Linked DNA regions of Homo sapiens: regions 1 and 2 are each linked to region 3. The links are chromatin contacts, found by Hi-C or POLR2A ChIA-PET in ENCODE. All regions are on one chromosome and are shown on one strand. Each heading gives the region's core, a stretch centred on a gene start or an enhancer-like site at or near the end of the contact. The rest is flanking DNA. Distances are from core to core; before and after follow the strand shown.

Region 1 (3,067 bases), core at 203-2,702, 790 kb after region 3:
AGCACCAGGCTGCTTCTCAGCACGAGGATATTTGCAAATGTGATTGTGCTTTCTCTGCGAAGAATGCCCTTCTACTCTTTTTCTCTTCAAAATCCAATGTTAGTGCCTTCCTAATCCCTATTCACTCTTTAAAATTTCACGTGGCATTATCCCTCTTCCAGAATGCCTCTTATACCATCCTATTAAGGATTCACCATAGCACCCAAGGCACACTTTTATCTCAGCACTTTGCGCATCTATTTTATTGACTGCTCCATTTTTCTGTTTTCCCTGGAAATTTGCACTTTGTATCTCAGGCCTCTGCCACGGAACTTGGGGCTTAGGAAGTGTCCAACTGATGTTTGAAAATTAATAAATGAATGAAAGAATAAATCTTATTGTGACTGCTATATAACAAACCATTCCAAAAGGTAGTGGCTTTAGACAGCTAGGGTTTATGATCACTCATGCATCCGGAGATCAGTTAGGACATAGTTGATCATAGCTAAGCTTGGCTGGGATGGCTCAGCTGATTCTGTTCTCTATGTTCTTCATCTTCCCCTTGGGACAAACAGTGCTGCCCAGGTATGTTCTCATGGCTAAGCATAAGCATAAGAAAGAAAGCAATACCATGCAATGCCTCTTAGGGCATGCTCTCATTTCTACCTTATTCTTTTGGCCACAGCAAGTCATATGGGTAACCCTAAGTCAGGGGATAAGCTCATATACTTATCTCCTTAAGTCACATGTGAAAATCACACATCATAGGCCATAGATACAAGGAGAGATAAAAAATTGGTCACAATAATAAAACCAAACCTATCAAAAAGAAAATGCTAACAACCATGTTAAGAACAGAAAATTTGAATACTAACAGAGCCATTTGACCAATCTCAAGTATTAACGACTCTATCTTCATGTCACCAACATATAACCCAGCCACTTTAATGGCACATGTGTCCCATAAATATTTACCAGATTGTGTTAGATCATAGGAAGTAAATAGAGAAATCACAATTGGACGCATCCTGGTAAATTTAATTTTATGCTTTTTAGAAAGAAAATACTCATGGCAGGCACATGCAAGTGTTATGGACACAAAATGAAAAGCTAAATGATAAATGTTTATCTTGTATGCATGAAGATACTTTGACTTCTGTTTACATATGTCACCGTGGAAGCTGGTTTAAAAACATTTAAGTCCCCCTAGTAGTTCCACATCCAACGACTCCCTTTCTCCTGGACACCTTCTTATTTTCCTTATAACAAGTTTGGAGAAAGGTCAGGTAGGCATTGCTGGCAAGTCTTCTTTTCAGAGTTTCTGCTCAATCACAGAGCTGATGTTCAATCTCCGAAGTCGAGGCGTTGATTTACCAGGAAGAACATAGTTAACTTAAAAGCAGAAAAAGCCCCGGTGGTAATCAAGCCCTGTGAATTCCTGGCCCTCTTCCCCGGAGGCCCAGTGGGGCCCACTCAACGGGCCAACCCCACACCATGCATACTGGATTGGTGGTCCTCTTATCATAGAAAATTCCGCCAGTGTGGCCAAAACATACAAAAGGAAGCACACAAGAAAAAATGTGAATATAATATGCAGGCCCTGGATTGAGTTTTATGAAAAGAAAAAAAAAAGAGGGGAATTTTTCTTAGTTCTTTTTCATAGTTCATAGGATAAGAAATAACAAGACAGATTGCTTATCAAATGTGAGTAGTTTTACTATTTTTTGTGGCAAATTAGACACTAAAAGGGCAGGTTTAAAGTCTGTCCTAATTTTGCCTTATAATCAGATAATTTAAATTTGACTATAAATAGAATCATACATTTTCCCACGATCTGCCTTTCATTTCACACAGAAAGAGTTGTATTATGTATTGAAAACATACAAATCCAGGCATTCTCAAAACTTCTTTCTTTTTTGACTTTAGCTTGTGATAATACAGTATGGTATCGGAATCCTGCCCTATGGCTACAAAACATTAAATTTCTTGAGGCAAAAAGATGCTTGTCGTTCTCGTTTAATCTACCAGAATTTCAGAATCTTGTACTTCCAATTTCAGAAGAAGTAAAAGATGAGAATGTGCTGTCCTCTCTTGCCTGGCCTGGCCCAGTCTCCCTGATTTGTTTCAATATACAGAGACTTCCCTATATAAGCCACCTCCAACTCCAGCATTTGCATTTTTCCACCTTTCTGCTTGTTTATAGTTCCCCTCCATTTTCTTCCAGGAAAAAGTGTGCAAACAACAAATGCATGTTCTGATCTTATTTGAGCAACAAAATCTTGACAGCGTTCTCACCACCATCAGGAAAAAATTCCTTCCATGAACCTAACCCTAGAAAATGCAAAAATTATTGACAAATGTAATGCAGTGGTCAACTTCTTATCTGTAGCCTACAAAACATTAGACATTAGTTTGTTGATGGGAATTAATACGGCCCAAAGTCCTCATTCATTCTTGACAGTTCTATCATATTACTCCATAAGATGCTAAGATATTAGTTGCTGGAGGTGGGGGCAGGGGAGAGAGAATTGATAGAGATGGGAAACTAAGCTGCTCTGCAAATATTCACAGCTGCAGCTTTCTGTAATCATGCTCCTCTTTCCAGTTTCCAGTGGACTTTGAAAAGACAAATTCATAAGAGTTATTTAGCCATAAAAGGGAATCAACTCCTAAGCCCGGCTTCCTGAAGACCTCAGAAACTGAATTACCACAGCACTCCCTAAGGTCCAGAACACAGATTTTTGTTCCCCTCCCACATCCCTATCCCAAAGAAAAGAGTTTTCCCACTAGCTAAAATAATTAAAAACATTCTCAGAATAGAACACAAAATGTTTCTGGTTTGAATACGAGCCTATTTTCAGGAAAAAAAAAATCAATGTATTGCATATTTACAGTTTGATATTACAACAGCAGTGAAACTATCCGTTTGAGGACTTAATTGCATATAAAAATAAATAAATAAAATGTGCAAGGGTAGTGTGTTCTTTCTTGATGTTGTTCTGCCTACCTTTTTGATTTGTTAACTAACTTCAGGGGAGAATCCTTAAAAGGAGGAATACACCAGCCCATATAAAGTCGCTGGTTATCT
Region 2 (2,871 bases), core at 279-2,778, 690 kb after region 3:
GGGAACTGTCTTTGGGGGCAGATTTGATGTGTTGATCACAGCCAGGTGACTTCTGAAATCATCATTCATGCTTTGGGGGGGATGTTGGACAGAGGAGGCAGAAAGGGAAAACAACTCCCAGAGCCAAAGTTTTGCATAAGATGGTAACAATTGTCAGTTTCCACCTGGCAATAAAACTCCCCAGCAAGCCCTTCTGCTAATACACGCTATATGGCAGTAACCGTCTTTCTTTCTCCTATGGAGAGTTGTAAAGTCATAAAGTAGATGAGTATTACTGATTTTAACCTGACATATTTCCCTGTTCCTTGAATTTGCACCTTAAAAAAAGTGTAGCCTTGACACATTAGTATTGAACACTCTTGCCCTCTTGTTGAGTACGCAGTAGCTTAAAAAAAATACTCATTTTCTTCATTCCATGCCCCTACTCCTTCCATTTTTCTTTAAAAATTGCCTGTAGTCACCACAGCTTTGTTATGGAGGGGAAAAAGTAACTTGAGCTATACCATTTGTAGAGCACTTTGGCGTTTACTCTTTAGTGTATATTCTCTTTCTTAAATTTAAAAACATATTAAAAGGGAGGTGTTTAGCTCCCATTTGGCAGATGGGACAACTGAGGCTGAGCTTGACATAGCGCGTTTTCCCAAATTCTGCAGCAGTAAGTAGCAGTAGAGCGCAAACTAATGTCCACGTGTAACTGGCATCAATACCCAAATAAAGTGCCTTTATTTATTATAGCACCTGACAATTACATAGCAACTTCAATTTTTCGGAAGTGCTTTTCTTTTTTTCCCTACATCATTTTCTTTAAAAAATAAGTTCAGTAGAACCCAGCCACATTTTAAAGTTGCCCAGAATTCAGAAGCACAGAGAAGTGATTAAACTTATTAACAAAGATACAGTCAACTAATATGAACGTGATATTCCTTTTAGATATCTATGAACACGTGTTCTCTTAATGATTATATGCCATATCTCTCCATGTATTATCTCAAGGAAGAAAATAAACATGGATTTTCATGAATGTAATTAATGTGTTCCGAGACAACACTTCACGTTTTACTGAATTCCCTATGTACTCAGTTCTAAGGTCATCTCTCCAGAAGACAAAATAGCCCTTTTTGTTAAGTTGTCTGGAGGTTTGGTTTGTTTGTTTATTTGTGTGTTTGGGGGCGGGGGGTACATCAGTTTCTCTAGAAAGCTGGCTCCTGCGTTCTCAGGGGTTATAAAAATGGGAATCATTTTTATTGGCAATCCACTGGAATAGTGCTGAGACAAATGGAAACTTGAAGATAAGGATCCTCTGAGGTGAGAACATACAGCTGTTGGGAATTGCTAGAGAATCTGACCAATAAAGGAAGTCACTATTTTTCCAGGCCTGAAGTGAGTTATAGGGCGAGACGGGTGTTGTATATTTATGTAAGGCAGCAGCAGGGAGTTTAAGCGGCTGTATATTGCTGAAAGAGCATCATTCACATTCAGGCAGAGACAAAAGGTGGAAATGAAGTAACATCCTGGCTGAAGAAGGCCTCACGACAGAATAATAACATTTCAGAGAGGGGGGCCGTGTGCGAGGCTGTGGGTAGGCCTCAAAATGAGGAAATGATCAAGATGCCTTGTCAGGCCTTCAGAAAACAGTTACACACACACACACACACACGCTCACACACACACACACACACACACAGGCACTCAGGATTAAGGCCTGGCCAAGCGTCCTTGGGAAGGAAAGTCATTTATCTTTCACAGAAACGCGTACACAATTACCCGCAACCTTCATCAGTACAGTCAGCAAGATAGGTTAGCCAAAACTACTAGAAAAAATATATATCAATACACATATTACAGTTACACTTCCATTTGGTATTTATTATTATCATGTACTCTAGCCTCACTGCATCAGTGTGGATACTAATTCAGGACAATATTTGAAGGACTAAAGTGGTTCTGGCTGCTCAAAAGACTCAAAGGAAGGGGGTAGGCTGGGGGGAAGAGACTGTCTTATCTCCTGTGTTTATTTATTGTGTCCTTTTGTTTAGAGGAAGTAGCGAGAAGAAAGGGGTCATGAAATTACACGCCTCTAATGACAAATGGTGAGAGGAGAGACAATCCACTTCAGAAAAATGATCAAAAGAGGAGGAAAGAAAGAATTTTAACATTCAAAAAATATATGTAGCTAGTCCGTGAGGCTCTTCTAAAACGCTGCACTTCTGTTTGGTAGAAATAGTTTAGGGTGCACCCAAATGCTAATGAAGATGTTATCAAATTTTTAAATGGTAGATTGCGTTGAATATTTCAGAAACTTTAGTCATTTAGAAAAAGCCTAATGTAGATAGAGTAAGAATCTTCTGTCACACAGGAAGCTCTTAGTTAATACTAAATTAGGGTGGTTATTAAAACACAGGATGGCACAGAACTGGGATGAAAATAGATATATTTTATCCTTAAAGTTTATTTGTCTTTGAAAGCAATATGACAATTATGAAAATTTTAAGTAAAATTAAAAGACGTCTTTGAAAATGTTTGTGGGCCGTGGACTAGATTTGTGAATTTTCTGTATTAGGACCAAGTACGATGAGATGTCAGAGTGAATTTATACTAGACAAACCATTCACTTACAACCTCATGAGTATCTTGCTTAAGTTTTTAGGGAATAGTAGAATCACAAAACGAATACACTTGTTTCTCTGTTTTTCATTTATTTTTTCTTCTGCAGCTACACAGCTAAATATTAAACAACTACGAAAAAACAAAGCAAAAAAGAATGCTGAGCTGAAATCATTTAATTTCCTTCATTGACCCTTCCTTAACATTGTGACAACTCAATGTTTCAGTCACACCAGAGGGGTTTACACATTCAACTCCAACATTATC
Region 3 (2,732 bases), core at 43-2,542:
TTCCATGATTCAGAGATAATTGCCACTGCCTCAGAAAGTAAGATTTCCAATAAATCTCAATGATTGGAATTACGTTTTCCTTTAATAGTATTAAAGGGCGTTTATAATTACCTGAAGAGTTTTCTGCTTTTATTAAAAACCTTACAACCTTGGTGAGATGGACACTTTCTTCAAAAGAGATGAAATGAAGGTATATATTTATTTGGATTATTTCTCCCTTGAACATGTTATTTCTGTTCCTATCAGCCTTCTTCAACATTTAGCTGGCACATGAGGGAGGGAGAAAATCTTATCATGTAGATAGTCCTCCTAATTTATAACTTTGTGGCATTTTATAAGTAAAAAGATATCTATTGTACAAGGCAAAGAACATTCATCAGCACTTCAGTTTCAAATCAAGAAGAGAGAGAGAATTAGAAAAAAAAAAGATTCACAGCAATTGAAAAACAGATATCTGCCAGAGGAACTTAAAATTCCAAAACACTTCTAGCAACACTTACTTACCATGAGAAAAAAATAATTACACTTCTAAAATAAAACTTTGAGTAAAACAATGTTAGAAGAATGTGATGTATTTTTTTCCTCCTGAGATCTCTTCTATAAGCAGTTGAAAGAAAATAAACATAAAGCTGAACACAAAATACAACAAACATTTCTGCTACCTTTTTCTCTTCTTTATTAGTAATAAAACCAGAGACTAGAAACCCCCTAATTTACTGAAAATAGAAAAACAGATATATCGGAATGAAAGCTTGAGTATTCAAAAAATAAATTATTTTTAAAGGGCCAGCCTTAATTTTAACATATAAGAAAAAGTTAATTTCAGGACGTAATTTCAATAAAACGATAGCCACAAGAGTTAACCATAATTCAGGCTACTTATTCTTGTTTGTATTTGAAATGTTCCCTCTGTGTTAATAGTGCTTCTAATGCTATTTCTAGGTGATTGTGCAGGGAATCAGTACTGTCTGATGCGGACAAATATGTGTATACTTGTGTTTATATGTAAACTATATATATATACGTATGTGTCATATGGCTGTGTACATTTCTATCAGCTACCTGCCTACAAAATAGCTCTCTCATGGTTATGGAATTCACCAGCCCCGCATGCACTCCTCTTGAGGCCTGTGGATTAACCAGGAATCCAGGTGATTTTCTATTTGATCCATGCCTCCAGCCCCTGGCCCACCGTTCCTGTAGATGCTGCCTCCAGAAAGAGCTGCCTCTGAAAGTGACCTTGCTCAGCAAATGCCTATTGGCTTACACAGAAGTAGCAATGCCTTTCCCAGAAGAGGCGCTGCAACTGGTGCTGCTGTAAAGATGGGTATGGGATCTGGGGTGGGAGGGAAGAGAGAGGAGGGAAGCAGCTTGCCAAGTCGCTTGGGCTACTTATAAACAAACTCAGCCATTGTTTCCCAAACCCTTTACAGTGGAGAGGGGAGCTGGACACACACTGTGTCCTGGACTCTATTTATGTTCTGTGCTTGGGGAGAGCTGCTTTTAAGAGACTGATTCGGTTTGGAAGATGATTTCCATCAGCTACTTTTAAAAGATACGTGCTATTTCAGCACAAAGCTGAAGCCCCTGTTAGAGCTGCACTAGGGATTAGGAAACGGCGTGTATTTTAATGCCTTATGAATAGGAGTAGCTGATAAAAGAGGCTCTTGTTACCACTGCTACATTTAAATGTGAAAAGCAGCTGCTTCTAGGGAGGAGGGGGTAGGGGAGAGGAGAAGAGATATATTATTTTCATAGGGATTTAATTTTCAGACTACACTGAAACCATAGAATACCAATGGCCATTCTCTTATCGGCAGCTCTCTAATCGTACTGAGATCTGTAAGATTGTGGAGAGGGAAGGAGAGGGACTGGGAGGCAGAGAAAGGGATTGTGTGTAGCGATGAGGCTGGCCGTTTTCATCTGCGTGTATGTTTTGAACCTCAGATCAAAACGCACGCGTGGTGTTTTCTTCTTCTCTTAGGAGCATTAACCCTTTAAACTTTCAAAATGCCAGCCAGTTAAAGAGTTTGATGCAACTATGCTGTCTTCAGAGCATGCAATTTTTCGATGGGCCCTGAGAATAAGATGACCACTGAGACCTCATTACAGAATATGGACCAGGTGTACGCGCCTGTGGCCAGGTCGGGGCAGGGGGCATGAAAGAGGGTCTCTTCCAACATTTCAGAGACAAGGATTTCAGGTAGAATCCAGGACGTATTATGAATCCAACAGAGAAAGGCTCTTTCTGCAAATCTTATGACCACCGGAAGCTGATGATATAAATAAGACCTAGGATTATTAAACAAACTAGCAGGTATTTGCCAAATACTATCAGTATTTGAAGAAATACGACTAAAGAATATAGATATTTTGAATGAATGAATCAATCTGGGCACCATTATTTTTCTCTCCATATTATCACTTAATAGCCTGGTTTTGTTTATTCTCATGTTGGACTTATTGAAACTGATCGCTAGTGAATTTTCTGTGTGTTTGACCCCTGACCTGCCCATGAGGTTTCTAAAGTACTTCTTAAAAAACCTAGGGTTTTGCTCCAAGACATTGTGAAGACATCTTTCTGATAAGAATTAGTTGCCTTTGGCCGGGCGCAGTGGCTTACATCTGTAATTCTAGCACTTTGGGAGGCCAAGGCGGGCGGATCAAAAAAAATTAGCCAGGTGTGGTGGCGGGTGCCTGTAGTCCCAGCTACTCGGGAGTCTGAGGCAGGA

Evidence for each region. Hi-C counts contacts between places; a loop is a spot of excess contacts on that map. ChIA-PET counts read pairs that join two places held with the same protein, here RNA polymerase II (POLR2A). Pooled maps may share reads with other maps.
Region 1: a loop to region 3 is called in a map of endothelial cell of umbilical vein, with 3 times the contacts of the local background. The contact joins two enhancer-like sites. A Hi-C loop is called at or near these places in 1 of 168 maps with a recorded cell type or tissue (endothelial cell of umbilical vein) and 4 of 50 pooled maps.
Region 2: a map of endothelial cell of umbilical vein shows a loop between it and region 3 (9-fold over the local background). The contact joins two enhancer-like sites. A Hi-C loop is called at or near these places in 1 of 168 maps with a recorded cell type or tissue (endothelial cell of umbilical vein) and 1 of 50 pooled maps. POLR2A ChIA-PET finds 5 or more read pairs at or near these places in 1 of 52 experiments (activated CD4-positive, alpha-beta T cell).

Annotation. Positions count from the first base shown.
Region 1 is chr15:95,456,254-95,459,320 of GRCh38, forward strand. The region is part of intron 3 of LINC00924 (long intergenic non-protein coding RNA 924); the gene reads left to right. Among named protein-coding and RNA genes, the nearest start is that of LINC00924, 25 kb to the left of the region's middle. Within about 2 kb of position 1,453, at least 5 of the 41 ENCODE cell types and tissues checked have a DNase peak (open chromatin) inside an H3K27ac peak, as active enhancers do; they include endothelial cell of umbilical vein, where a contact is called at or near this core.
Region 2 is chr15:95,364,303-95,367,173 of GRCh38, forward strand. No RefSeq gene overlaps it. Among named protein-coding and RNA genes, the nearest start is that of LETR1, 39 kb to the left of the region's middle. Within about 2 kb of position 1,529, at least 3 of the 41 ENCODE cell types and tissues checked have a DNase peak (open chromatin) inside an H3K27ac peak, as active enhancers do; they include endothelial cell of umbilical vein, where a contact is called at or near this core.
Region 3 is chr15:94,670,644-94,673,375 of GRCh38, forward strand. No RefSeq gene overlaps it. Among named protein-coding and RNA genes, the nearest start is that of LINC02852, 83 kb to the left of the region's middle. Within about 2 kb of position 1,293, at least 5 of the 41 ENCODE cell types and tissues checked have a DNase peak (open chromatin) inside an H3K27ac peak, as active enhancers do; they include endothelial cell of umbilical vein, where a contact is called at or near this core.